Regions from separate parts of the Mus musculus genome. Here region 2 is linked to region 1. Evidence: chromatin loops called from intact Hi-C (ENCODE). Cell type or tissue: heart. All regions are shown on one strand. Each heading gives the region's core, and the rest is flanking DNA. Links, peaks and the distances in the headings are about the cores only.

Evidence for each region. Hi-C counts contacts between places; a loop is a spot of excess contacts. Peaks named below come from ENCODE experiments on the same cell type or tissue, not always from the same donor. Only the 100,000 strongest peaks of a DNase experiment are listed, where the experiment ranks them.
Region 2: a loop joins it to region 1, with 2.3 times the contacts of the local background. A loop is called at or near these places in 2 of 42 quality-filtered maps.

The regions. Positions count from the first base shown.
Region 1 is chrX:157,482,918-157,498,662 of GRCm38, forward strand. Sms (spermine synthase) reads right to left here and starts at 9,370. Exons shown (of 11, transcript NM_009214.4): 1 at 8,988-9,370. The coding sequence starts at 9,036. In heart, for the core only: no CTCF peak of the experiment used is centred there; DNase peaks (open chromatin) are centred at 8,504, 8,874 and 9,184; H3K4me3 peaks cover 2,898 bases; H3K27ac peaks cover 2,073 bases; H3K27me3 peaks cover 515 bases.
Region 2 is chrX:157,539,575-157,555,319 of GRCm38, forward strand. It overlaps Mbtps2 (membrane-bound transcription factor peptidase, site 2), which reads right to left. Exons shown (of 11, transcript NM_172307.3): 9 at 15,309-15,504; 10 at 13,342-13,417; 11 at 8,248-11,576. The coding sequence ends at 11,354. It also overlaps the pseudogene Gm6568. Among named protein-coding and RNA genes, the nearest start is that of Yy2, 22 kb to the right of the region's middle. In heart, for the core only: no CTCF peak of the experiment used is centred there; no DNase peak of the experiment used is centred there.

The sequences.
Region 1 (15,745 bases), core at 4,482-12,481:
AGCCGGGCCACCCTGCACTTTTCTCTTGTGCCCCCTTCTGGGTGAAGCTAAAGAGAATGATTACTCCTCTCCTATCCCTTGAGCCCGCCTGAGCTGTGGCCTAATTATCTGTCATGAGGACATGAGGGGAAGTGGTGACAGAGGACCTCTATTCCTCCCAAAGAAGATACCAATGTTGTCATAAACACAAGGGAGTGGCTACTTGACTTGGGCTAGATCTTTTTGTTCTTTTCTGCTTTCATTCTTTTCATAGCTGTAACCACAGTTTACTCTTCTTCTGAATGCATGCTGCTGAAACTGATGTATCACAGGATGACTTAAGATCTTTGAGTCCTTCCTAGATATGTCATATTGTTTTCTCAGTGTCAAATACAGCGCTTCTCAATCTGTGGATCAGATCCCCTTTGAGGGTCAAATGACCCTTTCACATGGGGTCAGTCACCTAAGACCATCTGAAAACACAGATATTGAGATATCACATTATGATAACATGTGATAACATGATTTATAGCAGTAACAAAATTGCAGTTATGAAGTAACAATGAAAAAAACTTTATGGTCAGAGGTCACCCCAATATGAGAAATTGTATTAAAGGGTCACCACCACATTAAGAAGACTGAGAGTCTCTAGGTGGCCTAGGCCAGCCTGGTCTATGTAGTGAATTCTAGAAGAGCCAGGACTATACAGTGAGGCACTGTCTCAAAAAACAAAGGAAAAAAAAAGATAAATCTACAGAAAACTACTTTAGTAATTTCTTTTTCTGTAGCCTCTTCAAGCCAGAATCTTTATTCAAAGAAAAGCAGATCACAGAACATGTTAGCTTTTTTTTACATTTGTTTGTGAGTAGGATGCCTTGTCCATGCCAGAGGACAATTTGAGGGAGCTAATTCTCTCCTATTATGTGGGTTCCAAGGATTGTACCAGCTGAGCCATCTCACCAACTCAGTTATTTTGTTAAAAGTCTCACCTTACCATATTTTTATACCTCATACCAAAAGGAGTTAATAGCAAGCTTTCTTCTAACACCAAAACCACCAAAGCTTCAGACTAGACAAAGCAGACCTAGAAACGGCAGACATTTTTACAGGAAGGCCTATGATCTTCCTTGCCAACACCTCAAAACCAAAACTGAGGCACTTAAGCTTCAGTATGATATTTTCAAAGCTTCAACATTAAGTGCCATTATAAAACATGCCACTTTATAAAACATAGCTTCCCAAAGGCTGATCCAAGGCATCAGTCCTGAAAATAGTTTTTAACAGTTTCTTTTTAATTTTTTATTAAACTACATTTCAGAAACCTTTATATTCAACTCTATTTTCTAAGGCCAGTAGAAAAGTCTGGAAGGCCTGTGGGCAGGCCCATCACTTAGCCTTGTTTGAACACTAAGACCTGTCTGAACTCCTGGAAGAGAGAGTTTAGTTGTAAGTAAAGCAACACCATGGCCACTGACTGCCCAGTCTTCTCACTAGGGAATTTCCACTCTAGTGTAAAAAATAATCTGCTCATTCCTGGGTTCAACTCACAAACCAACTTATTACACCTCTTTTTGGCCAGAACTTTCCAAATCTCTTGAATAAGCTAAATGTGTATGTTTTTATATCTACCTAAGCACCTTTAATAGCTAGCACACTTCCAAAGTATTTAGTCCTAAAGATTGTAATTAGTGTTAAGTAGTTTATGTCTCACTTGATGATCTTCCAAGCATTTTATTGATGATCCCACCCAACAGCACGATGTGGCTATCATTAATGCCTTTATGGAGAGGAAAGCATTGAGATGCATTTGTTAAACTACACAGCTAAGATTCTCAGTGAATCTAGAAAAGCTATTGCCTCATTTGGGTTTGGGGCTTGATTACTAGTATAGCCTTGTCCTCAATGACTTCTCCAAGACGACACATGACACTATTGTTTTAATGAAATCCAGGCCCATCACACCATAGGGTAGCAGAATTTCTTCCTGAGTGAGTATGGAAATGCCTAGTTGTTAAGGGTTTAAAAGAGCAGTTGTGCATGATTTACATCCTTGGTTTGCAGACTCAAAGTTGACTTTTCTTCACTTTTCAAAAGAAGCAAGCTTGTAATTGAACTACCATGAAATGGTGGGTAGAGCTGCAGGGCTCACCAGCAGTTTTGGGTTACAATTGTAGTGAAATGGTAGATTAAACACCCAGAATAATTACTGACTCCAAAAAGTCAAGTCACTCATAGCCATACTGGACAATTTTTAAACATACAACCACAGGCAATATCTTTTAATGATGCCTTACTTGGCATGAACTTGGGATCCCCCTACCTCAGTATCTCCCATGTCTGCAGATCACAGGTACCACACTCTTGCAAATGTCCAGTAGTTTAATAAATGAATCCTTAGCTACAAGGATTAGTTTAGTGTAGATAGGTTAGGGGGTTGCGATTAAATTAAAGATGGGCATCACTATTCTTTAAGACAGCAAATCCAAAAACAAAAGTACCAAGATCAAAGTTACCAAAGGCCTCAGGGCCTTAGCCTCAACTCCTAAGGAGCTGCCAATTCAAATACAGATTTTAATTGTATGCAGAGGAGATGAGAAGATTCCAAACTGGTAATTCCGCCAATGCAAAATCCAAACTGACTCTATTTTCTCAAAACAAACAAGACAAATTGCCTACCAGTTCTTCGACTGGAAACTCCTTTTCAGTGGCTCATACGGGGCTTTAGTTGACTTGAAAAAGTACCTTTCCTCTATTGAGAGGGGAGGAAGGGGTTGTCAGTGCCTTGGTTCTACGTTTTCAGCAGCAAGTGTACCTCCCAAAGCATTTAAAACAAGAGAAAAGCATCCAATGAAAGCTAATAGAGGTGTCTTGATATAAAGTACAAATTGACTTTACCATGTGCTACCTCCATCAGCTTAAATGGAGATCAGGGCTAGAGAAATGGTTCAGCAGTTAAGAGCACTCACTGACTGCTCTTCCTGAGGCCCTGAGTTCAATTCCCAGCAACCACATGGTGGCTCTCAACCATCTGTAATGGGATCTGATGCCCTCTTCTGGTGTGTCTGAAGACAGCAACAGTGTACTCACATATATAAAATAAATAAAATCTTTTTTTAAAAAGAAAGAAATTGAGATCATGTAGAAGCATTTTGCCTTTTTAAAAATGTTTCATACAATACACTTTGATCAAAATTTTAATTGTAAGCCCACAAAATAAATTCCCAGCAACAGGGTTATTATGGCTGAAGTCATTTTTTGTTGTTGTTGTTTTGTTTTTCGAGACAGGGTTTCTCTGTGTAGCCCTGGCTGTCCTGGAACTCACTCTGTAGACCAGGCTGGCCTCGAACTCAGAGATCTGCCTGCCTCTGCTGGGATCAAAGGCATGCACCACCATCTTGAGAATGATCAATGCTACAGAAGAATATTCTACAAATCCAGAGGAAAGAGAAGTTGATTTAAATAACAACAAAAAAGTTGCAACAAAGCAAATCAGACAAGTCAAAGAAAGGCAGATTCTAATCATGGCCCTCTTCCAAGCAGTCTACGAATCATTTCAAACACAATTCACTTATGGTAGAAAACCTAGCAAAGTAGAATCAATGTCTTCCTCCAAAGCTGTTTAGTTCTGAGACACCCGGAGCACCAAAGCAAAGTGAAAGGCTGGATGCAGGGATTTCAGTAAAAGCAAGAACTGGATAGGAATTGATCTTCTGGGCTGATAACTGAGTTTATATTCATCCACAAGGTACTGAGGACCCAAGGATGTTTTGTAAATGAGAAAAGGAATCAAATGATCCAGCCTTTCTGCCAATGGAGACAAATGGTGAGACTGTGGCCAAGAAATAGAAGCCTGAAAACAGATGAGCAGTGAATTTTGAGTGCCCTGAGCAGGTGCTCTCACAGAAAGAGTCAAGGACAGGGCAGAGGAGGTTCTTGGGATAAAGTGTGTCAAAGAATTCTGATACAGTTGGAGGGACTGCCTTCTGTTTAGTGTTGGGTTCTTTTATATTATTGCTGTGGCCGTCAACATCATCATCCTGTGCCTTTACAAACACTGGCCAGAAGAGGGAGTCGGATTCCCTAGAGTTGCACTCATAGGCAATTGTAAGCTGCTGGACTCTGAACCTCTGAAAAAGCAGTAAAAACTCTTATTCTTATTCTTGTTGTTGTTGTTGTTGTTAATTTGTTTTGTTTTTCAAAGACAGTGTTTCTCAGTCTCTGAGTAACATTTCTGACTATTCTAAACCTAGCTCTGTAGACCAGGCTGGCCTTGAACCCCAGAGATTCTGTCCCGCGTGCTGGAATCAAGCATCTGAATTAACCCAAAGGAAGATGTTTATGATGGAAATTTAAGAAACACCATTTAAGAAAGTTCATCGTAGGGTAGAACCAAAGCTTTCTTGCCCAGTCATCAGTCCCTCAAGGCTCTAAGGTTAAAGCCAAAAAGGCAGAAATCCTTTGTGGAGGAGAAATGTAAAGGATGAGGTGCTGGTGAATCAGAAAATGGCTAAATATAATCAGGAATGGCTAAAGCTTGACAATTTATTTTAGCTACTGGAGTCACACAAAGAAGGCACGGCTCCACCAGAAAGTAGTTCACCCAGGCAAATTAGGAGAGCCACAAATTTACATAGGCTCAACAGGAAGTAATCGCCAAGCACTAAACAACCAGCACCTTGGGGGAAGGTGGAGCCTTCCGTAACAATTTGCATGCAAAATAGATGTTTCCAGGAAGGACCTGAGGAGTTTTGCTTATCATACTAATAATTGAAATGCCTTTAGCCAGAATTTAGGGCAATTACCGGTGTGGGCACTACTGAAATTTGTGGGCTCTAGTAGGCCTTTTTAGGTATCTTTAACGTGTTTATTAGAGTAGCTATAGCATAGCTACAGTCTTGTTTTATTTAGAGACAGGGTCTCAGGAATGCAAGGCTGAACTCACTATGTAGTAGAAGATGGCTATTAAAGTCTAATCTTCTTGCTCCACCTAGTAAGTGCTGGGATTGCAGGCACGGTGGGAGGAATCAACACAAGACTTGTGTATGCTAGGTAAGCTGAAGTCTCCAAGCCCATTTCTCCAGAAACCACCACATTTCCCTCACACTGTGGGGCATGGAAAAAATACCCCAATAGGCAATCACTACCTTAAAAAGTAAGGGATTTGGCAATTAGGACAGCAGCAAAGGCCTTGCAATCAAATAGGTAATCTCACATAAAGGTTGTCAATCTCAAAGACGATAGGGGAGGCATGAGTCGTCCCATCATTCAGTTTGCAAGAATATCTTGGGTTCAAGGCTCCACTGCACAAGCTCCTCTTCCCTCCCCAAATCTGGAAATCTCAATGGGCCTAATTTATTGATACTTAAAATGTGGACTAGGCCTGCCAAAGGCGCACAAGCATGCTTCAAATGTGTACTTTAAAGCAGAACCTGGACCTGGTAGGGGCACTCCAAGTAAAATAAAGGTGTGGGCGAAGCCACACTCTATTAGCATCTAGGGATTCATTCACTCAGGGGCCAGTAAATCCAACCCAAAGGGCCTTTCAATTTGAATGGGTAAAAATACACCTATATTTTTTTTCACTGAAAATCAGCACGTTCTCCCACTTATGTCGACTACTCACTCCTACCTGTTATAACCAATGAAATCAAATTTTTTATACTTCTACTCCAACAAGCCAGGAGAAAATATCACATCCTACCCTCTACATACCCAGAGCCTTGATTAGGGGCTGGGACCAGAACAAGAGTATGTCCTCTACCAGTCCCCAAGATACTCAGGACTAATTTATCCTTGTTGGGTTTGAGCTGGAAAAAGAAAAAAGGAATCTCATGTTTCCTGAGATCAACACTCCTCAGAATTCAACACTTCACTTATAAGATGACCAAAGATGAGATTTGTTTTAGCAAAAAACAATTTTCTGAGTTCCTTCATCAGGCAGACGGATTAAGTACTCTCTAAGTGGTTAGGTTGCAGGTAGTTTGCCTTGGTAACTAGGTTAGACGGAACTGAAACAATAACATGGCTAAGGAGTTCCAGTTTAATTCCACTAAAATCACAGCATGGAACTGCTCCATTAGGAAGGATTACCAACAAACAGGAGGAGGAGAACATGCATTCAAGCTCCGCAGCCATTTGACTCACCCTTGAGTCACATCCAATACTTCCATGCCAAGAGGAATGCCTTTTGACTCACTATCAACAATTAAATGTTTTTAGAGACCTCACACATGGAGGGTTTTTTTTGTTTTGTTTTGTTTTGTTTTTGTTTTGTTTTTTTTAACCAAGCACCCCTTTTTTGGAAAGGAAGGGAATTTAAAAATCCTTGTGATGTAGTCAAAGCACCCCATTTTTAAAATATGGATGTGGATAATAAGGACATGCCTTAGTCTTCATTTAATGACAGAACACTTTAAGAACTCCAGATCTTACATACATTGACTTATACACAACACCTGAACACAGTGGCTTTTTTTTTCCTAAAAGGTTGTCCACTGTATCATCAAAGTTTTCTTTGAGTGGGTGGGGGCGGGGGATCGAGACAGGGTTTCTCTGTATAGCCCTGGCTGTCCTGGAACTCATTCTGTAGACCAGGCTGGCCTTGAACTCAGAAATCCACCTGCCTCTCATGTGCTGGGATTAAAGGCTTGCACCACCACTGCCCAGCTAAGGCACAAAGTTTTTCTTTGTATCATTAGTGCAATCCTTGAGATAGGATCTCAGTCTATAGTCCAGGTTGGCCTTGAACTCTCCACCCTCTGCCTCCAGGGTATTGGGATTACATGAATGTGCCACCTTGGGTCCAACTCAAAGGTTTCTTGTTTCTTTGTTGTATTAAGGATCCAACCGGGTTGTACTAGATTTAGATATAAAATCCAATTCAGTCTCTGCCTCTGGGTGCTGAGATTAAAGGTCTGCCAATATGACTGGCTTTAATTTTCTTATTTTTAATTAGGAGCAAAGTGTGAGTTAAAACATTAACAGCTAATGCTTGTCTCTTTTGGAGGAGGGGAGGGTCTAAACAGGGTTTCTTTATGCAGCCCTGGCTGCACACCAAGCTGGCCTCAGACTCAAGAAAAGATCCACTTGCCCTCTCTCAAGAGCCTTCCTTCGAGCTTTAAGTGTGTGCTCACCCTTTATTCTCAGTGTTTAAACTAAGCTGAAGGTTTACTCTTCAGTGGAAGGGCTAGAATTTCTCTGACCCCATGCTGAGCTCACTGTCCCTCCAGCCTACTGGAAATGGGATGCTAGAGATAAAATTCACACCTTCCCAGCTGGGAGGCCACAACAGTTGCTTCACATTCCTCCCCCACTAAACTCACGGTGCTAGAACTCCCATTAACCAATCAGCCCTGTAAGCTGCCAAGATAACAGTAGAACCTTTGTGATCCTAACACACTCCTCCAGCTCCACCACCCAAGTACCACCTTATTCTCTCCCAACTGTCTCCCTTGCTTCCATCCTCACCTAAGCAAAGTGGGAAGTGAACGGTGTTACTTTTTTTTAAACTCTATTCCGACCACCCAAGCACACTGGCTTACCTAACAACCCTCTAGTTCACCCGACCACAGTAAATGCCCTGAGTGTGCACTGTCCCTTGCTTCTTGCTTTCTCTCTCTTTTTTTTTCTTCCTCCCCGGAAAAAAAAAAAAGATGAGGTTCCAAAACGTTAGGAGATAAACCCAAAAGGCCACCCACAGAAGAGAATCAATTAGAAGAGGCAGACTGAAATCCAGGTTTTGCTCCAAATCCCCCCGATTTTATTTTTTGTCTTTACATTTATTGATCTTGTGAGCTCCGAGATCTTTTAGGATTGGAAGAAAAAGTACAAAGTGTGAGCTCAGAAGTTCAAAAGCAATTAAGTCGGTGTTAAAAAAAAAAATCCCGACAGAAAAAGCAGAGTGGAATCCACGTGTTCCATTAATAGAGAAACCAGAGAAAAGGGAAGACTGGGGCACCACACTATGTGCGGGATGATCTGGTAAGTGAAAGTCTGCCGCAGTCGCACGTTTAAAGGCCCAATCATTCCCGCCCACTGCGCCCATGCTTGATTCTCTCAAAGAAAAGAAGCCAGCAGTACATCCATCCCTACCCTTCAAAATTCCATCACGCAAAAAAGACTCTCCCAACCATTTCTGCCGAGACCAGGCTCAAATATCTGAGCCTCCAGGATTAGGGGTGATGGTGATGGTGGTGGCTCTAGTTCCCGCGCCCAGATCTCATCCCTCCCCACCCCCAATAATAATAATAATCGTTTCCTTTCTCTGCCCGCCGGGTCCCTTTTCAGAGGATCCTTCATCTCCTTAGATGACTAAAAAAAACCTTGCAAGCGCTGAGTGGCCCTGGTCCTCCTTCAACCCTCGCTGCCCTTAAGGGGAACCCCCCGACACACACACCCAAGAGGGAAATTCAGCAGCCTGCCAGAACAGGAAAAGGTGGCGTGGGCAGCGGTCCCGCGCCGCACACACCCCTCGCTCAGGCCTGCCTCGCCCGCCGTGCCTCGAACGAGCTAAGGCGCTCCGGTACCCGCCTCCCCCGGGGATCCGCCGCGCCCCACGGGCTGAAAGGGATTCCCCCCCAACAACGGGGCGTGGAGGGCGGCGAGCCCGCGTGGACCGACGCTCCAGGCCCGGAAGGGCGGGCGGGCGGTGCGGCTGGCACACACGGACGCGGTTCTCCCAGGCCCCGCAGTGCGCCAGCCTCCAGCTCAGCCGAGGACCAAACGCGGCGGGGGACCGCGGGGGCGCGGCGCGGCCTCCGCCGGTGCACGAGGGCCCGCAGCGTGCTCCGCGCAGCAGCCCGGCAGACGCAGGCGCCGCGCGGCCGTCCGCATTGTTCAGCCTGCCGCGCGCGCCCCGGAGGAGCCTGGTCCTGTGGCCTCGAGCCCCGCAGGCGCGGAGGGAACTGTCGCCCCGCCGCCGCTACCGCTACCGCTGCCGCTGCCGCCGCCGCCGCCGCCGCCGCCGCCGCCGCTGCGGCGCCCGTGCAGGTGGCGAGCGGCGCCCTCACCTTTGGCGCCGAGCTTGAAGTCGAGCGTGCTGTGTCTTGCTGCTGCCATAGTGTGGCGAGGCCCTGTGCCATGCCTGGGGAGGCGACCGCAGGAGACTGAGGGACCGCGCGGCGTGTCAGGCTGCGGGCCGGCGGGGAGTGCGCTGCGCCGGGGGAGGCCAGGAGTTAGGAGGTGGGAGGGGCCGCGGGCAAGCGACCCGGGGCGCGGGGGCGGGGCCGACCCGCCTCTTAGAGGAGGAAGCAGGGACGCCTCCAGCCCCGAACTTGAAGCGCTGGGTGTGAGGCCTCGCTAATGGTGGAATCGCGGGCGCCGGGCTCCCTGGCATGCGTCACCAATGGCCGCGCCCTGCGCTAAAGCTCTGGCCATGCTCTCCCGCCATTCGCCATCCGTTAGGAGGTCACCCAGCTTTAAACGGCTCAGCGCGACTTCCGGGGGGCCTCCCTATACACTTCCCCATATGCCTACCCCTCCTCCCCAAGCAAAAGCCCCAGTTACTTCCTGACCATTTGAAGAAAATAAAATGCTACCACCCCTGTAGTCTTAAAGTACAAGCCTGACTTTTTCTTTAAATGCACGTGAACCCCGCTGGGATTATTAACAATGTTTCTATTGGTAAGGGGTAGTATTTAAGAACAGAATAGAAGGCTCCTGGGCATTCAAGTAGCATACATTTTCATGCAAATTTGGAAAAGAATCAAGGACTAAAGCCTAACTGAGAAGTTGCAGATGTGAGAGCCTCTTCCACAGGACTTCCCCCTCCTCGGTACCTCTATTTTTTGTCAATGGACCTACAGCCTTGGCCTCTTTTTTGACCGTTAGTAGCATTCAACAAGATGGGACAAAAGAGAACTGAAGTGCCTGGGGAATAAAGGGATCCTTTATTGCACGAGCAAAATCCCAGGGCAAATTGACTCCATCATTGTATGGATTGCTGTGCCTCTCCTGATACCAGGAATTTCTGTAATGGTTGTTAAACTTCAGATTAGTGAACTCTGTGCCTCCTCAACAACACAAAAACATTAAGTTTAGCTTTCCCTTAGGCCATTTCGAATGGTCGTTTGGTTTGGTTTGGTTTGTTGGTTGGTTGGTTGGTTGGTTGGTTAGTTTTGCGTAGTCCTTCCCTGTCCTGCAAGAACCTAACACTGACGTCATATTTGTCCTTCAACAACTGCATCTCTTTTCAGTGGGCTCCTACTTTGTTCCTATCCATAGCCATCTGTTTTTATTTCCTTCTCTGGAGACCAGGTCCTCAGTTTTGTAAGCTAATTTGTGTTCCGCTCCATCAGCCCCAATGTATCAGCCCCAAGCTCCTCTTTCTTCCTTTCTTCTGGAGTCAAGTCACTAGAACATAGCTGTCCTCCTGTGTGTTTAAGGGTAGTGAAGCTTCCCGCGTAGGACATGTGCTTCATGCCCTGCCAGCATTGGGGTAAGCCACCTGCCTTCCCTTAGCTTCACTATCTGCTGTCAACCTCTTGAATTTCTTGAAAATTTCAGAGCAGAAGGCATCTGAGGTTTTGCTGATAAGTATGTAGCTGGTCTTGCTCAGTAGATTGTGGAGAACATTGCAGACCACCATGGGCTCCCAGCTGAAGCATATCCGCCCTAGAATTTGTACTTCACCTTGCAAAGGGCAAAATGAAGAACCTTGAGATACTTTAATGAAGTGATGTCAAAAGAGAGCCCTGAAGAGAAGAGGATGCTCGATATAGGATCAGTATTGTCAGGATGATGTTAGCAGTTTACTGCAAGGGTCTTCTCACTAATCTGCATAATCCTGGCAAGACTATTAAAGATAAGAAACAGGAGCCTGACGTTAGTGGCACACATCTTTAATCTCAGCACTTGTGAGGTAGAGGCAGGCAGACATGGCCATCGGGAGCAACACTATTATGAGGTGTGGCCTTGTTGGAGGAAGTGTGTCAACGTGGGGGACAAGCTTTGAGGTCTCCTTTGCTCAAGCTATACCAAGTGTGGCACACAGTCTCCTTCTGGTGCCTGTGAATCAAGATGTAGAACTCTTGGTTCCTCCAGCATGTTTCCTGCCATGATGATTAGAGACTAAACCTCTAAACTGTAAGCCAGCCCCAAGTAAATGTTTTCCTTTATAAGACTTGCTGTGGTCATGGTGTCTCTTCAGTGAAAGAAAGCAAAGGCCTCTATAAACCTCTCCAACTGGGCTATGACTACCTATTTGGATTCTGGAAAATATTGTCATTGCCTGAGTTTTTGCAATCTAGGCCCCAATCTGCAAGGATCATTTCAAAATTAATCATTTAGGTTGTGCCTAGCAATTATATTATAGTTGATCCATTAAGTGTAATTGTCTAGTTATTACACCAGCAATGATCTCTACCTCTCATCTTGCAACAAAAGATGCAAAAAAAAAAAAATCCTAAGTTATGTTTTGACCTTTGAGGCGGTTTGCTTGAGAATGGCCCCCAAAGGCTCATATGTTTGAATATTTGGTCCCCAGTTGGCAGAACTGTTTCAGAAGGACTAGGAGCTGTGGTCTTGTTAGAGATGTCTTACAGGGAGTAGATTTTAAGGTTTCAAATGGCCAAGCAATGCCCACCTTGATCTCTCAGCCTCATGCTTGTGTATCAAGGTGTGAGCTCTCAGCTACTTCTCCAGTTCCATGCCTGTCTACCTATTGTCATTCTCCCTGCTATGATGGTCATAGACCCACCCTCTGAAATTGTAAGCCCAGAATATACTTTCTACTGTGTGTTGCCTTAGTCCTGGTGTCTTAGCACAGCAATAGAAAAGTAACTAAGACAAATATGGCATGCCCCCTCACACACACACATAAATTAAAGGCCTGGTCCTCAGTTGGTGACACTGTTTGTCACCAAAGGTAATAGAAACTTTAGAAGGCCTACCTAGCTGAAGGAAGTGGGTCACTGTGGGTGTGTCGGAATCTTGTTCCTCTTGCTGTTTTTCTCTGTTTCATGGTGGATCCTAAACCCTTATGCCATCATGTTCATCCACCCCATGGCCCAAAAAGCAATGGAGCCAGCTACCCATGATGGAAAGCATGAGCCAAAAGAAACTTGTCGCCCTTTTTTTGAGTTGTTTATGTCAAGTACTGCGTCACAGCAATGACAAGCTAACCCATTAACCAGAGCCTACATTTTGAGACAACTTCCCGGTTAACAAATGTTTCCAATGGCAAAAATATGGGTGATATGGATTATTCATGTACACCAGGCTACCCTCTGCTGCCCTCGACCAAAATGGAGGAATGTAAAAAGGAAACTAGGACTTACCTTCCAGGCACTAGTCATACGCTCATGAACAAACGTATTCTATAAGAAACAATTCCCTAGACACTGAAATCCAGTAAACCAGTGAGCAACTAGCCAGGACAAGGCACAAACAAAGCTACTCCATAGTCATGTCTCCACATGGGCAAAATGTGGACATTGTCCAAACCACAAATAGGACCAGACATTCCCCAGTCTTGCTAATAGTGATGCCTGCTGCTTTTCTACCAACCCTAGGTTTATCCTGGCTCTCTAGAAACGTTTGCTAAGATACTCAGTCATAGACATAGCCCTGGTAGCATCCAAGCCTGATTGCCTGAAATGTTTCCCAAGCCACCTGATGCAAATCCCCTACGTCAGCATCTCTCTCACTCTCTAGCTTAGATGTCCCAGTATCCCCAAGGTGTATGTTCTCCCAGAAACAAGATGAAAACAGCTTGTTGAACTGCAGAGGTATTCCTGAGAGTGTATTGCTGGAGGGCGGTAAGAAGGTAGGTAAAAGGATGACATCATAGCTTAAGAGTAAAAAATAAAACCATAGGGTACCAGTTTAGGAAAATGCTATTTAACATTAGACTTAGTTCTACCCGAAAGTCACTTACAAAATGGGCTGTGTTGGATATCAGTAACAGAGTTTTTGTAAAGTCAGAGGACGAGCTGTAGTCTGCACACTTAGCAAAAGAAACTACTAGGAAGAAGGAAGTCAAAAGCAGAAAAGTACCCCCCTTTAAAAAGCAGAATGTGGTGGTAATGGTGGTGATGTTGATAGTAGTGATAGTCACAGTAGAGAAGAACTAAGGTGATTAGCTGAAAACATCCAAATGCTATAGTAAGAGCCACTGGAAACTCCCCCATCCTGTCCTTGTCCTAAACCTTCATGAAGAGTGGTAGGTAAGGAGTTAGAAGCTGCCCCAAATACCAAGGGCAGTAACTTTCCATTTTACTGTTGGGATTCCGGTTACCATTTTGCAAAGGACCCTTGGAGACATTGTGCACACACACATCCCTGCCTCCAATGTGCAGCTGAGGTGAAATCACTTCCTCTCTTCAAATCTGGCATTCACTATTAGGCTTAGAATGGCTGTTAAAAATCTGGAACACTCCCTTACTTTTCCCAGATGAATGTGGGACTCGTCCAGCTATTTAAACACAACAGTACTTAAAATACTGATTAAAAACTGTGTAACTGAAAGAGGGGTTTGGATCATTGATGTGCTGATTCACAATTTCAGCTGCACACTGGGACCACGTTGGGACTTGAAACACATGCTGTTGCCTGGGCCCCAGGCCTAGCACTTGATGGAATTGGTCTGAGGCCTAGGCATTGCATTCAAATTATTTAAAAGTAAATAGACAAAACCCCAAAGAGTCCCATGGAAAGCCAAAAGTCCCACTGCCAAATCCTAAAGCAGGTTATGTCACAATAGATGTCACTCCAGTTCATATCCACGCAGATAGCCAGAATAAACAAATGTGAAAAGATGCAAAGTAAGGAGTGTGGGAGTTCAGGGAAACTGAAACTCTTCTGCTTTACTGGTGAGGATATAACAAGATGTGTCCATCCTCCTTTTTTTTTTTTTATAAAAAAAAAAAAAGGTTGCCGTAGCACGTAGCACTGTTGCTCAATGGTAGATTGCTTGCTTAGCATGCTTGAAATCCTGGGCTCCATCCCCAGCACTTTAAAAAGGAGGGGTAGGATGATGAGATAATTATCATCATATGATTCAAATACTCCAATCTGGGTATAAACACACCAAACAGTTGAAACCAGGTGTTCATGAGAATGAATGTTTATGGAAGGATTATTCACAATGCCCCCAATGTGGAAACAATTAAAATGTCCACCCATAGATACATAAACATGTGGTATATTCATGCAATGAGACATTTACTATTTGATTATTAAAAAAAAATGTGTGGGAGGCGTCCTGTGAGATGGAGACATCTACTTTCTTTGGAAAGTTATTTATGTCAAATGATGGTTCGCTGGGGCACACTCAGGTGAAAGGATATTTTGCTGGAGCAGACACAGGAAAGAATGCTTTCCTGAAGCAGTCACAGTTGAAAGGATGTTTTGACATAGCAAACATGAGAAAGGACCAGAGATGAAGGAGGATAAATGTGACCCCACAGACAGTGGGAGACAAGCACTGAGCACTGGTTTGCTTTGCTCCTCCTGGCTATTCTTCACTAATGATATGCTAAGTTTAAGTCCAGGCATGGTAAAAATAAGCCTTTAATCTCAGGAGGCAAAGACAATCAGATCTGTAAGGCCAGCCTGGGACAGAGCAATTTCTAGGTGAAGAAAATCCAGGCATGGTGGTACACACCTTTAATCCCAGGAAACAGGCATGCCAATCTCTGAGTTCAAGGTCAATCTACCGAACAAGTTCCAGGAGAACCAAGTTTGAGCAGTGAAGGAGTTGGAAAACAGAAAACTGGTGATAATGCAATAGAACACGGGGTGGGGGTGGGGGGGAATGTTCCAGACCCAGCAAGCAACAGAACTCGTCCGCTTTGGCCACATGGCTCTGGCTTTAGAGTCTAGAAGGGACTACTGCGACAATTGATGCTGGTTAGCTGAAGCTAAGAAATTAGCAGTGATTAAGAAGAGGCCAGCATCACTGAGGTGAAATCTTCTGGGAATTGTTTTCTGGGAGCACAAAGAAGCTGTGTTCTAGAAATAGCCAAGGTTGTACCTTGTGCTTCAGCTGCACTTGGTAATGTGTAAGAGTCACCCAGGTGGTACTGGTTTTGAAGGCATGAAGGCGTCATGAACTGCAGCTGAGGCTTGGCACTGTGGCAGTCTATGGAAGGCCATTGGTGAAGGTATAGCCTCAATTTCAGTTGACAGCCCAAGACTGAAGGGGTCATGAAAAGGATTTGAGGCTTGGCACCATGAAGAGAGACTATGAATGGGTTTTGGAGAAGCCTAGTTGCAGCGGAAAACCCCAGTGTATTGGAGATGCCAGTACCATGGGATGATCACCAAGAACAGCAAAGGCAGTGGAATGAATAAACCTGAGCTTAGTGCACTACAAAGTTAGTAGCATTTCTAGTCTGCCCTGTTGCTGCTGCTCAGACTTAGAAATGAAGGCAGGAAAAAAGAAAAAAAAAAACAACAACAACAACAACAAAAACCAACCAAGCCCTGAATGCTTCGTTTAATATTACAATAAATATTCCTCTTCCTGTTATTGGATCTCATTGCAGCTCCTTCAAAGCAAGGGAATTTATGCATGTTGACACAAACCTCATTTTAAAATCTTCCTTGGCTCCATTTTCAACTTCTTCCTTTTGGCACAACCAGTTGCATGAGCCGCCTCTGTCAGTCCCTTGAGGGTCTGTCTAAAACCCTGATGCAGCCAGAACTGCTAGGATTCATTCCACAAAGGACAATACACTCTCCTCTGAGCCCCAAGTTTCTTCTAAATATATGGTGTGTTGCCTGAGATCTTAATGTGTTAATCATACAAGTGCCATGCTTTTACAGA
Region 2 (15,745 bases), core at 3,261-11,260, 55 kb after region 1:
GTTAGAGGAATGGCTCAGAGGTTCTTGCTGCAAAATCCTGAGGACTGGTGTTCACATCCCGGCACAGTGTGTAACAAATGGCTGACAACATGTTTTGTTTTACTTTTCTACTGCTGTGAAGAGACACCAAGGTGACATAAAACAAAAGCACTTAAATGGGGTCTTGCTTACAGTTTTAGAGGGCAAGTCCATGACCATAATGGCAGGAAGTAAGGAAGCAAGCAGGAAGGCATGATTCTGGAAGCACTAGCTGAGAGTTTACATCTGATCTGCAAGTTGGAGGCAGAGAGAGCTAACTGGGAATGTCATGGGCATTTGAAATCTCAAACCCACCCTCAGTGACACACTCCTCCCAAAAAGCCACATCTTCTAACCCTTCCAAAACAGTTCCTCCAAGTGGGGACTGTAATAGCTATTCCTGGTTGTCAACTTGACTCTATCTGGAATGAACTACAATCCAGAATTGGAGGGTTCATCTGCAATTCAGATCTTGAGGCTGGGGGATACAAGTTTCTGAGCTGGATCTTTGCATGGAGATCTTGAGGCATAGTGGTTATGAAAAGTTTAGGCTCAGACAAGGTAGTACATGCCTTTAATCCCAGGAGACTAAGGTAAGATCGCTGAGTTCAAGGTCAGCCTGGGACAAAACAAATCCAAGATCCTGGCATGGTGGTACACACCTTCAATCTGGGCCACACCTTCTGCTGGAGGCTTACATAGGGACATTGGAAGAAGGAAGATTCGCTCTTTGACTGCTTGTACTCACTTGCCAGCACATCTGTTGGAACTGACTTCTACAGAAGACCAGCTGAAACAACTAGCCTTGTGGGACTGAGCAACTACTAGATTCTTGGACTTCCTATTCACAGCTGCCCATTGTTGGAGAGTTGGACTACAGATGGTAAGTCATCATGCCAAATTGCCTGACTATATAGAGACTATCAATAAGTTTTGTGACACTAGAGAATCCTGACTAATACAATCCCTTTCATGCCTAGCATAAAAATTAAGGATGATGCTCTCATAACAAAATGCGGTATTAAGAGGAAATCATTAACACAGTAATTTAGCTAGTTTCAAAATGTGACACAAGAATTTTCTGATTGGGCCAGTAGGGAACAGGCTGAGCTGGGAGGAGGCTACTCGGCGTTCGGAGGTGGGGTCGGAGCCTGTGCGGCCGGGGTCAGGCAACCGCAACTGCAGCCGGAGCCGGAGCCGGAGCCGGAGCCGGAGCTAGAGCCGGGCCGCCGCGGTGTGGAGAAGCTGCGTCGGGGCGCACAGGTTATTAGAAATGGCTACTCCACAGTCAGTTTTCGTCTTTGCAATCTGCATTTTAATGATAACAGAATTAATCCTGGCCTCCAAAAGCTACTTTGATTTCTTAGGTGTGCCAAAGTCTGCCTCAGAGCGACAAATCAAAAAGGCCTTACACAAATTAGCCATGAAGTACCACCCTGACAAAAATAAAAGTCCTGATGCTGAAGCAAAATTCCGAGAGATTGCAGAAGCATATGAAACGCTCTCGGATGCCAGTAGTTGGAAAGCGTATGACACAATTGGACACAGTGCTTTTACTAATGGCAAAGGACAAAGAGGCAATGGAAGTCCTTTTGAACAGTCATTTAACTTCAATTTTGATGACTTATTTAAAGACTTTAATTTTTTTGGTCAGAACCAAAACACTCGGTCTAAGAAGCATTTTGAAAACCACTTCCACACACGCCAGGATGGTTCCAGTAGACAAAGGCATCACTTCCAGGAGTTTTCTTTTGGAGGCGGATTGTTTGATGATATGTTTGAAGACATGGAAAAAATGTTTTCTTTTAGTGGCTTTGATACCACCAATCGACACACAGTCAAAAATAGATAGACTGAAAATAGATTGAAAATAGACTGTAAATAGATTTCATGGATCTAGCAAGCACTGCAGGACTGTCACTCAACAAAGAGGAAATATGGTTACTACATACACTGATTGTTCAGGACAACAGTTGAATCTTTTCCTGTTTCCACTAAGCCCACCTAGTTTATTCTTCCTTACTATGTCTGATGAAAAAAGTTTTCTGTGAACTATTTTGGTAAATGCATGATTTCACTTATGTTAAGCTGTTTGTTATAGGTATTCCATATATTGAACTTCTTGTTTTTTAAAACAAATTACAATACATTCAGCTAGTAGGAAAAAAAAAAGAATTTTCTGATTGAAGATCCAAAGATATTGGGTGACCCATCCATTCTTCAGAATTGAGTTTGTAAGAGCTGTCAAGGACTTTCATCCACTGAACCATCCCACTGGCCTTGTGTTTAGAAAATCTCAAAAGGGGCAGGGGATGTTATAGAAATGGCTCAGAAGTGTTTGCTGCACAACCGAACCAGATAGGGCAGATCATTTCTTTCTTTTCTTTTGCTTTTAAAGATTTATTTACTTTATGTATACGAGTACACTGTAGCTGTGCAGATGGTTGTGAACCTTCATGTGGTTGCTGGGAATTGAACTTAGAACCTCTGCTCACTCCAGCCCCACTTGCTTCAGACCAAAGATTTACTTATTATATGTAAGTACACTGTAGCGGTCTTCAGACACACCAGAAGACGGTATCAGATCTCATGGTTGTGGTGGTGGTTGTGAGCCATCATGTGGTTGCTGGGATGGGATTTGGACCTTCAGAAGAGCAGTCAGTGCTCTTACCCTCTGAGCCATCTCGACAGTCCTAGATCTTTTTTTTTTTTTTTTTTTTGGAGACAGGGTTTCTCTGTGTAGCCCCTGGCTGTCCTGGAACTGGCCTCAAACTCAGAAATCCGCCTGCCTCTGCCTCCCAAGTGCTGGGATTAAAGGTGTGCACCACCATCAACCAGCTCCAGATCATTTCTTTATGGCTCTTAACACAGGAAAACAGTGAGAATTAGTGTAAAACTTTAGCTATTTATGGTTGGTTTGGGGGATGGGTAATGGATTCTGGTTTTCAACATATATTTTGGGGAAACTATTTCTAATAATTTTATCAATAAGTTTTGACAAAAAATTTTACTTTTTTTTAAAGAAAGGATCTCATTATGTAACTCTGGCTGGCCTAGAACTCAGTATAGACCAGGTTAGCTCAAACTTACAGAGATCCACTTGCCTCTGCCTCGTGAGGGATAGGATTGAAGGCATGTGCTATCATACCCTGCTCCCAACATAATTCTTAATCTGTCTATTTTCCCCTTTTGAACGATTCATGTGTATGACAGTTTTGCTTACATGTGTATATGCTTACCATGTGCATGATTGGTGCCCATGGAGGACAGGAGAGTGTGCCAGATTCTCTGGAACTGGAGTTAGAGATGGTTTTGAGACTCCATGTGGGTGATGGGAGTTGGATGTGGGTCCTCTGCAAGTACAAGTGGGGTTACTTAACCATTTCTGTAGACTCTATAGTTTCACTCTTGGACCATGTCTTTCCTCCTACCATGACAACAATTCTTTGACTCTGCCACACTTGAGACTTAAAGGGAAACCCAGCAAGGTGAGCGACATCTAACTTAGCATATTCCTTTCACTACAGGATTTTCTTATACGCTTATGCTTAAAAACATATCTGAGGGAAAGCAGTAAGAAGGTAGTGTGAAATTCTTCCTCTTTCATTCTAGTTATTCAATTAGGACTGAAATAGCAGCACATTCAACACGAGGTTTGGTTGTCCAACATGAAAAGACTAGGAGTCCATAGTCTTAGTCTAAACAGTGTTATCAGCCACCCAGGTTCTTTGTATTTCTGCATATTGCCATCTTAAACAATTGCTTTTGTCTATTGCCTGAATGATGCAATATGCCTCCCAGGAAAAGGAGCTGGGCATGGCTCAATTGATACAGTGTTTGCTTTTGCACAACTCCCTGGACACCTCTCTGTTACCTCTCCCTCCCTCCCTCCCCCCTCCTTCCTGAGTGTGTATGCATGCACACATCCATTCATGTGTGTGAGCACAGACACACATGTGACCCAGTACAAATGTAGAGGTTAGATGACAACACTGTATGATAGCTCTCAGCTTCCACCTTGTTAGAAACAGTTGTTAGTTACTACATACACCAGACTATCTGGTCAAAGATTGCAGGGATTGCCCTGTATCTTCTTCCTATCATCTGTAAGAGTGCAGGGACTACTGGTGAATTGTACCGCATACCCCCAGCTATTCTTGTATGCTGGAGACGCAAGCTCCAGTTTTCATGCTTGCACTGCAAGCACTTTACCTGCTCAGCCATCTCCCCAGCCCTGCCCAGAAAAGGTTTTACTTAAATCAAGACAGAAATGTCTTTTAGAAGTCTCTACGGAGAAAAAAAGCTCATTTGCCAAGATGGGTTACATGGCTAGTCCTACCTGCAGGATTGCAGGGAAAGAGAAAGACTAGTTGCAATTTTACATTTTTTGCCACAGAAAGCATATACTTAGAAAAGAGGGGGAAAGACTGTTTTTTCCATGTGCTGATTCATATTTTGCAAGACTATTTCACAGCTTAAAAAGTAACTGTAAATGGGAATGGTTGTTGATGGCACATACCTGTAATCCCAGCAGCTGGGGGGCTGAGGCAGAAGGACTACCTTAAGTCTAGACAAGCTGGGCTACGTAAGAGATAGTCTCCAAGTGAAACAGAACCAAACCAAACTAAAACACAACCAAACAAAAACTCCAATCTAATATTACAAGAGTGCTAGAAGTTGGGGCTGGAGAGATGGCTCAGTGGGTAAGAGCACTGACTGATCTTCCGAAGGTCCTGCATTCAATTCTCAGCAACCACATGGTGGCTCACAACCACCCGGAATGAGATCTGACGCCCTCTTCTGCTGTATTTGAAGACAGCTACAGTGTACTTATGTGTAATAATAAATAAAGCTTTGGGCCAGAGGGAGCAGGGACTGAGCGAAGTGGGGCCAACCAGAGCGAGCGGGGTTGACTGGAGCGAGCAGAGGTCCTAAAAATTCAATTTCCAACAACCACATGAAGGCTTATAACCATCTGTACAGCTACAGTGCACTCATATACATAAAATAGATAAATACTTTAAAAAAAAGAGTGCTAGAAGTTCAATGCAACTACCTCTTCCATATATATGCATGTACCCGTACACACACACACACACACATTTAAGAAACCGTCCAATGCTAGGGCTGTATGTAGTTCAGTGGATCTCTCTCTCTCTCTCTCTCTCTCTTTTCTCTCTTCTCTCTCTCTCACACACAGACACACATGCACTAATCACACCCTAGTTCCCTGAATGTTCTCCTACTGATTCTGTGTTCTCCTGACGTGTTCTTTATCTAGACTTATTCCTCTCCAGTCTCTGGAGCCCGATTTGTCTGTGAACTGCTGATATTTCCTAGAGGTGGAAGTGAGGCTGTGTTATTGAGAAGGAACTAGAAAGTCTTCAAGTTTTGAATGCTCGTGGATGACAGAGCTAATCTAACATTTGGACTCAAAATATGTCATTTTACTGTCCTCTTTTTTATACCTTAATATTTAGAATTACAAACCATTCCAAATTAAAATTGTATGCCAATCCAATATGAACTATAATTCAATTCAATAGGAATTATGTATTATTCTCCAAAGCACTTGCTGACAAGCATGAGAACCCAAGTTAAAACCCCAGCCCTTGAGCTGGGTGTGGCAGCACACGCCTTTAATCCCATCACTCAGAGGCAGAGGCAGGCAGAGGCCAGCCTGGTCTACAGAATGAGTTCCAGGACAGCCAGGGCTATACAGAGAAACCCTGTCTCGAAAAACCAAAAAAAAAAAAAAAAAAAAAAAAAAGAAGGCGTTAGATCTTATTACGAATGGTTATGAGCCACCATGTGGTTGCTGGGATTTGAACTCAGGACCTTCAGAAGAGCAGTGAGTGCTCTTACCCGCTGAGTCATCTCTCTAGCCCAGGAACACTATTCTTATAGAAAATAAAGATAAGTATTCAGTCAAAACATATATATAATCATTTTATTATATTACTGGATCAAAAAAAAAAAACAGTTGCCATCTATGCAAATAAGAAATACTTTCTCCAAATGAGAGGTAAGACATTACTAATATTTATTCTCTCCAGAAAACTAACTTTATACATTTTATGGATGACACACTTTTTTCATATTTATTAGTTCTCTGCACATTTCATACAATGCAGTCTGATCATATTGACCCTCTTCCTTCCCTTCTAACCCACCCCTATTTTCTAACCACCCAATTTTGTGTCTTCTCTTTCAAATATAGAGAGTACAACTTGTGCTGCCCATATACACTGGGTCCCACCTTTGTTTCTCATGTTTCATGATTTAAGTATTCAGTATCTTCAGTAATAGGATGTGGCCTTCTACTGGAGTGTAGATGGCCTACCAGGGCCACATCCTTAAGGAAAACTGACTCTCTTCTCTAAACTGATAGCAACTGCCAATAAGTCCTTAGCTGAGGGATGGGACTTTGTGCCTACCTCCCCTTTCCATGCTGGGATTTTGCCTGGCTTGAGACTGTGTAGGTCATCTCTATGTTGTCACAACTGTTGTGGAGTCACATGTGCAACTTTATGTGTCTGGGAAACCGATTCCTTGTAAACAGGGTTCACAGCTAGGTAAGGTGGATACTTACTTTTTCCTCCTATGGTGGCAGCATATAGCACTATGAAATCCCAGTCTGTGGGGAATGAAACTTCCAGGTACATACCAGCTTTATTTTTTCATGTACCATGATTCAAGTATTCAGTATCTTCAGTAACAGGGTCTTATTTTCAAGTTCTGGGGTGCAATCAAGTGTTGGCAATAGCCTGTAATTTTGGGAGAGGTGCCTATGGGACCTCACTGGCAAACCACTCCAAAAGTGGTAATCCCGTTTATGGCATTGAACTTTTTATTTGTTAGCCTACGGTGTCTAGTAGGGGCACTCTGTCCCATTATAGCATAACTGACTGCAACTGTTTCTATAGATATGTATGTATATATTTTAGGAAGTGTCTAGATTCCCATATGACTTCTTCAAAATGCCTTTATGTTTTCTACCTTTCCCATGTTCCCTTCTCTACTTTGCCCTCTCAGGCTCCCCTCCTTTTAACCCTTCCTGTTTCACTATTTCACTTTGACCCTCTAAGCTCAACTGGAAAACCTTGCCTCAATTAATAACATAGAGGACCATCAAGATTGACTTCTGACATCAATCTCAGTCCATCATATTCATGAGTACACATGTGCATACATATCTGCACATATATGAGCCCCAATACTTAATTGAATGTGTGTGTGTGTATTTATATATACTTAAAAAATGAAAACGAGAAAAGATGTGTTTAAACAAAATACACTGACAGGTTAACACATTTTAAAATGTTGATTTTTTTTTTCTAATCAAAAATATAAATTAAAGATGCCATTTTGAAAATCTACCTAACATAAAAATTCAGTTCATAAACTTAACAGTGTGTATACATAAAACTCTGGTAAGACTTCAAGACACCAGGGCATGGGGAGGGGAGTTGAGAGGGTAGTAGAGACAGAGAAAGGTGGAGGGGGAGGAGTACAGACCAGCAAAGAGCACGAGGAGAGAGGGGGGAGGGGATAGGGAGAGAGGGGGAAGGGAGGAGAGGACAGAGGAAAAGCTGGAAGGCAAGAGAACAAGGTGAGAGGGGAGGGGACTGAGCAGCCTCTTTTGTAGTGAGTCAGGCACACTTGGCTGTTGCCAGGTAACTGGGGCAAAGCTTAGATAAATGCTAACAAGGACTTTGTAGGTTAGAGCGGTTTCTATGGAAGCACAAGAATCTGACCTTAGACCCTGGCTCCTAAGCTCAGCTCCAGACTGAGTAAGAGACCTTGTCTTCAGGGAATAAGGTGAAGAGCCATACAGAGGGAAATCCAATGTCTTCCTCTGGCCGCTACACTCACATGTACCCTCCTTCCACATACATACATTTGTAATACTATGATGTAAATATATTAATAAAATAATATTAACACCAGACAGTATGACACACGCACACACCACTAAGGAAATGTGGCAGTCCTCTTTCCTTAAAGCTAACATTTCCAAAATTATAAACAAAGGCACCTCACTTAACAGATTTTTTTCTGAGACAACTGTCATATACAACTGTCATATACCAATATGGAAATTGAAGATCATGTTTAGAGTCAAGATCTTATTCTATGTAAGTGGGACATTTCTACAGAAAAAAAAGGACACTGACAAGACAATAGCTTTTGTCTAAGGTCAAATGTAAAAAATATGATACAGAAGATGATAAACGTAAAATGCTGGTTTATTACATTTGTTCTTTTATTGCTAAACATCACATTCTGACAATTATAAAATCAAATTAAAGCCTTAAAATGAATTACAGCTCAATTAAAGGAGTTATTGGAACAAATCTGTGTGCCACCAGTATGTGGATGTTCAATAAATACCAAGGACACAATGACAGAAAGCTACATCACTAGGAAGCGTATGCTTACAATCTGCTGTTCGCACAGACAATGACCTAGAAGTATTTATCAAAGTCAAGTTTAACTGTATGTCTCTTCAAACTGAGATGCTAAAAATAATATGTACATGTCTCACACTTATGGATGATTAAAATAAAAACCTTAAGAATGTAAACAATGCAGAATAGGAACACTGAGAATAAAATTTCACTGCTGAACAAAGAGACAACACAAAAAGATACTTCTTCAAATCACCAACATAATTCATTTTTCCAATATAACTCATTTTTCTAAATGCTCTACAGAAACCAAAATGAATTTTTCCATAAAGATGATAATACACCAGGGACATAAGACATTCCAAGCTTTACTATGTCAACATATATTTACAGTAACTATTCGACAATCCTTTTTACAGCTTAAATAGAAGCATGCTTTTCTAGCCATAAATAACACTAATCACCATCATTCATTCAAGCACATTAAGCAATTCTGATAGCGCATGCACTACACAGGGAAGCCAGGAGCCCACAGGGAAGCGGAAGAGACAATAAGTAACATCTCCTTTCTTTAGTAATGAGGCCATTTGCATACAAATCTGGACTCCAGGAGAGAAGCACCCAAACCCGACCCTAAAGATTAGCTGGCAGAGGTGTTCAGCAGCTAATAAGAAATAAGGTTTTGTATTGTTGCCTTCACTCAGAAAATGAAGTTAATGAATAGAATTTCCTCTTATTAAAATAGTTTCATGGTCTATGGATAATAGTTTAGTGGTAGAATACTTGCTCGCATGTGTGAGGTCCTGGGCTAAGTACCATACCAAAAATTGTTTTCCTCAGTATTGAAAACAATGATTTACACACATACATTTTCATTAGTAAACTGCTTCATGCATGCGATGAAGTTAATGTGAGTATTTCACGGCATTCTCTAAGCTTTACCTGAAAAGGTCTGTGCCTTTTTAATATGCAGATACATTTTGGTCCTGAGTGATCTTAGAAGACAACAATGCCATATTTTCTGCAATAAAAGTTAGTAATTTGTATGACTTTAGTATTATTAGTAATAATGGCCCATCATTAATAAAATCTCAAAATGATATTCAGTGTATGGTTCCTATTAAAGAATGAAGGCAAATTTGTAATAAAGTCTAAAAAATTTCTAAAAATTGATTTAAAAGTTTTAGGCGCTTAAGAGAACTAATGTTCTGAAAAAGGTCACCTTATGGAGTACCTTACTTCAGGAGGGAGGTATATATCTGGCTATTAATGAATGAATGGATGGATCATTGCCTTTTGTTACCTCTAATGTGTGTGTTTCATGAAATATGTATTTTTCATGACAGAAACAGTATGTGCATATATATTCTTAAGACTAACAGTGTCACATCAGCCAGCTGACTTTCTCAATTTCCCAGGCTTGAACTGCTACCCTACAAGACCAATTGTGATTCTTTACAGCTCAAAAGTCTCTTTCTAGATTCTGGGAAATTTTCATTTGTGCAGCCATTCTCACTAGACTACCAAGTCTTTTATGTACTCACAGAGGTAGCTTAGGGGGAGATGGAAAACAAAGAGGAGGTGTTTAATCCCGCCAACAGAGAGAAACATACTAGGTGCTGGTGACGACAGAGTATGGCTCAAGGTTGAATGTTCTTGCAGCACAAAGGAAAAAGTCTACTCTGGAAGAGTTCTAAGCTGCAAAGCTCTAGGAAGTGGTTAAGTAGGTTTGCTGAAGTTCTGTTGTGATCTGTTAGAGGACTCAGCTTAGTTCTCAAGTTCACCTCTAACTGCCTGAGCTCACATGCTGCCGTGAGAGACCCTTCCTGCAGCATACTCTATATATAACAAGGCTTAAAAATGTTGAGTGTAACTTACACTATGAAAAATGTAATACTTGTGCGACAAACTGTCTTATCACATCACAAGCCTTATCTGCTTTCAACATTGCTCATTTACTTGATAGCACTTGTACAGAGTTTTTGCTTTCATGTTAGCAGATACTTTCATAGAATTGTAACCAGAGTACAGAATAATACACCATTAAACTTTAAAATACTTTTCAAATAAGATAAAGACAAGAGTTATAAAACCAAGAGCACTTGCTCTACTTTCCATTCAACCAAGGTCTAGCTTCCTTCCAATCATTAATGATTTTGTGTATGTGCGTGTGTGTGTGTGTGTGTGTGTGTGTGTGTGGGTGGGTGGGTGGGTGTGTGTGCGCGCCTGTGCATGTATGCATGCACGAAAGGGTCTTGCTATGTGGCCAGTGCTGGTCTGGAACCTACTATGTAGCTAAAGATGATGGCCTTGAATTCACGATCCTTATGCCTAGCCCTCCAAACACATAGAGGCAGGTGCTGGGATTATAGGTGTGCACCAGCACATCACCTTAATGGCACTTTTCAGTAACTTTTACCTGGGACAGGCAAGCTTAGCCTAAGTAGCATAAGTAAGGCCCTGCTTTCAAACACTAGTAGAACACGCAGACACATACCACATACACACGCATTCTCTCTCTCTCTCTCTCTCTCTCTCTCTCACACACACACACACACACACACACACACACACACACGTTTTCCTACAAGATTCTGCTTTTCCTTTTACTATTCCAAAATGCTATATGGTCACACAAAATGGTATTACATGAATGAATTTTCACTTGTTTACAAATTATTCAACAAACATTCAGAGTTTGCACATTCAATCTTTAAAGTAGGATATAGTCAGGAATTATGCTTTTCATTTCTTCTACTCCCTCTACTACAGAGTTTTTGGGTTCTCTAGATATTAGGAGCTCAAAGAGGTTGGCCAAGGTGTTTTAAGGAAACACTTTACATTTCATAACTAGTAAGAATTTCAATGGCAACAGATATTGCCATGTAGCTTTACTTCTTAATTCTGTTGGATGAGAGCAAACATTACCGTGCTGTAACCATCCAGAGTCCCAGTGTCACATTGGCAGCCAAAAGTACACTGCCACCAAGCAAGATGAAAAATCCAATCAGATCTTTGACATCATTGTCTCCAATTACTGAAGTAAGGGTAGCATCCAGGAAAGAGTTTAAAATCCATTGACCATCCAAGGCAAAGCAGGGCACTGCATTAACAATAGCCAGAGCTCCAGAAAGAGAAATCAGGTACCTGGGTAACGATCAGTTAAGGAGCTAGCTATGAGATTACAAGTGGAAATCATCTTCTGAGAAGTCACTGGGAGGTGACATTACTGTAGGTCTCTCTACTTTAAGTCTCTAACATTCTTTCTTATAACAAACACCCCCCCCCAATAAAAAAAGCCCAAAACCCAAACAACAATACAAAACAAAGAACAACAACAACAAAACCCCTAAGCAAACCAATAAATAAATAAATAAATAAATAAATAGCCACTTAAAGCTGGGCAGTGATAGCCTTTAATCACAGCACTTAGGAGGCAGAGGCAGTTAGAGGCCAGCCTGGTCTGCAGATCAAGTTCCAGGACAGCCAGGGCTACACAGAAAAACTCTCTCCAAAAACAAAACACACCCTCCCCTCCCAGAAAAACCCCCACCACAACCACCACCAAAAACCAAAACCAAAAAAAAACCTACCCACTACCAAAAAACCAAAACAACAACAAAAAAGTAAAAAAGCACATAAAAACAAACCCCAAAACATTCTTCTACCTCTATTATTTAAAACTTTCAATAGAAAAGCAAATTACAGAAAGACAGACTAACAAATCTACAATGGATTCCTAAGCTTATGCGTTTGTAATCCTTTAATGATACAACAAAGAGAAGGAATGCAGAAGGACTAAGAAAGAAAGGAAAAAAGTGCCCCCAACCTTAGGGGTTTGTACATGCTAGGCATTGGTCTACTACTGAACAACAATGCCAGGCCCCAAATTAGGATTATGTTAAATTCTGAGACTGGGTCTTGTGGGACAGGATGGTGACAATCCTGTTTTCAAGATCTTAAGCACGCACCAACACTGCAGCCCCAATTTACTTCAACTATATTTATTTTTATTTTATTGGTAAATATGTGTGCCTGTTTCAATGAGTACCAAATGCATGTAGAAGATAGCCTGGCAAGATAAGGATGGAAAGAATAGGAAGCTGAAGTTACCTTGTTGTAGACACTTTGTCATTGTCCTGCTCCTTTTTTAAAATGTAAGTACACTGTAGCTGTCTTCAGACACACCAGAAGAGGGCGTCAGATCTCATTATAGATGGTTGTGAGCCACCATGTGGTTGCTGGGAATTGAACTCAGGACCTTCCATAGAGCAGTCAGTGCTCTTAACCACTGAGCCATCTCTCCAGCCTTGCATCCTTTTTAAAAAGGATTTGTTTGTACATCATATTTGTTTATACATCATATTTCCTGTAAAACTATATATGCTTTTGTGGGGCTGGAGAGATGGCTCAGCCGAGCACTGGTTGCTCTTACAGAGGACCTGGGTTTGATTCAAGTACCCATATGATAGCTCACACTCATATGCAACTTGTTTCTGTCACCCTCTTCTGGCCTCTGTGGCACTGTATGTACACGGTGCACAGATATACCTTAGGTGCATTGGCAGAAGACTGCCCCTGAACTTCTGAGCTAGCGGAGCAGTGGAGACAGTTTTGGTGGCAAGGAAGCTTCTGTGAAAAGAGCCCATCCTCTCTGTGTGCTTCAGACCCTTCCAGCAGCCAGGCCACTGTGATGCCAGCTGCTTTTCCCACAAGATCCTCCTTTCTGTAACCTTTGTCCGTAGCTGATGGAGTTTTCTTCACTGATTTTCCCCTCATATGTAAAACCTGACCTTTCATCTTTAAGGTATCTTTCAGTTGTAAGCAATTAAATGATAAAGCTTTATAATGATCTATTTGGGGTAAAAAGGATAAAGCTACAACCAACATACTTTTAAACCAGAAAGGATACTTGACAAATGTCTCCACAATCACTGGCAGATCTATGCTTAGAAAGTTGAAACGTGGGATGAAACTTGTAATGCTCACTAAAAATGAAAAACAGGGAATAATAAATATTATTCATAGCATAATAAGCAACATTACAAATTTACCATACATTCAAAAATTGCACTAGTCTATTAAAATGGCCAAGCAAAACTTTCCTAAGCATGTGCTCTCTCTCTCTCTCTCTCTCTCTCTGTGTGTGTATATATATATATAACACATACATACACAAACACATTTACATATATACATACACACACACATATGTATGTATAAAATCAGAACCAGGCCTTTAATTCTATTACTTAGGAAGCAGAGGCAGACGTATCTTTGTGAGTCTAGCCTGATCTATATAGCAAGTTCTAGGCCAGCCAGGGCTATATTCTATGAAGTCTCTTTTTGTTTGTTTGTTTGTTTTTTTCTTTTTTGAGACAGGGTTTCTCTCTGTAGCCCTGGATGTCCTGGAACTCACTCTGTAGACCAGGCTGGCCTGGTCTCAGAAATCTGCTTGCCTCTGCCTCCCAAGTGCTGGGATTAAAGGCATGTGCCACCACGACCAGCATTGAAGTCTCAAAACAAAAACAAAAACAAACAAAACAAGAAAACATAAAAGAAAGAGGGAGTGAGGGAAGAAGAGAAAGCAGTTATTATCAAACATACACTACAAATCGTATCATGACAAAACTCGTGTCCTAATATACACTTACATTTTGAGGTTACAGCTATTATAAAGCATTATTATGCTATTTAATGATTACTTCTTTACTGCTAAGATAAAGATTAACATGACTTAAACTCCCTGTACTCTGTAGACTCCATAACCCTGGTCCAAAGCATCTAAAATGTATCTAGTCATTAGCAAAGCTCACAGTCCACATTGCTAAGTTAAACCCAACCAGAACCATCTTTTCACTTAAGATTTTACTAATAGCTGCATCCTAGAGTCATACTTAACACCAAACCATTAAACAAGGAAAATGATGCAGGTGTCTCTCACTATAGAACTACAAAGGAAGCCCAGGCTTTGTGGCACATACATTGAATCCCAGCACCTGGGAGGCAGGGGCAGGCAGAACTCTGAGTTCAAGACGAATCTGGTATATGAAGTGAGTTCCAGGCTAGCTAGGGATACATAATGAGACCCTGTCTTAAAAAACAAACAATGGCCTAGTTGGCCATCACTGGAAGGAGAGGCCCATTGGATTTGCAAACTTTATATGCCCCAGTACAGGGGAACGCCAGGGCCAAAAAGGGGGAGTGGGTGGGTAGAGGAGTGGGGGGGGTGGGTATGGGGGACGTTTGGGATAGTATTGGGAAATGTAAATGAGGAAAATACCTAATTAAAAAAATAAAAAAAAGAAATGTAAGTGAATAAAGTAACCAATAAAAAACAAACAAACAAACAACTCAAAAACTATAAAGTAGTGTTTTGTGTGGTAGTGTGTGCCTATAATCTTGACACTCAGGAGGCAGCCACAGGCATATCTCTATGAGTTTGAGGTGAGCCTGGTATATGTAGCATGCTCTAGGCCAGCCAGCCAGGGCTACATGGTGAGTCTCTGTCTAAAAACAAAAGCAAAATAAACACAAAGCAATGCTTTTTAAAGAGGAACATAAGATATAAATATTCATCTACTGATAAATGAAAAATGAAACTATGGTTGATAAAGGATAAACCTTGAAAACATGCTACATGAAATCAGCAACTTGGAAATATTCAATTTATATGAAATTTGGAGTATAGACACATTGATAGAAACAGAAAGCATATCAGTGGCTGAAAAAAATGATTAATCAATCATTAATTAAGTAATGCTTAAGAACAAGTTAATAAGACTCTGATAAGTCGCCAAGTTTATCCTAAATGGAAGCAAAGCAACTGAGACCATATGTGATCCTAACGACTTGGAAGAGCTCCCCAGAAGTACCCACCTGTGTAGTGAAGATGCAGTGGGTGCCCTACATACAGCATATCAATTTGCGGGGGATGTTTCACTTTGATTAGTCGGGTGTGAGTTTCCAAGGACGGTACTATACAGAAGCTAGAACTTGCGCCGCTTTTGCAATCTTTATTGCTTCTACAAACTTGAGTAGCTTCAACTGCTTTCCGGGCAGGTAGACACGTATGCTAAAAATATAATATCAGTCAATGTTAAAAAGTACTTATTAGCCAGGCAGTGATAGCTCATGCCTTTAATCCCAGCACTTGGGAGGCAGAGGCAGGTGGATCTCTGAGTTCGAGGCCAGCCTGGTCTACAAAGTGAGCTCTAGGGCTATACAGAGAAACCCTGTCTCAAAAAATACCAAAAAAAAAAAAAAAAGTACCTATTAACAAGAAAAATCTAACTTGCATTCCTTCATGCTTTTCT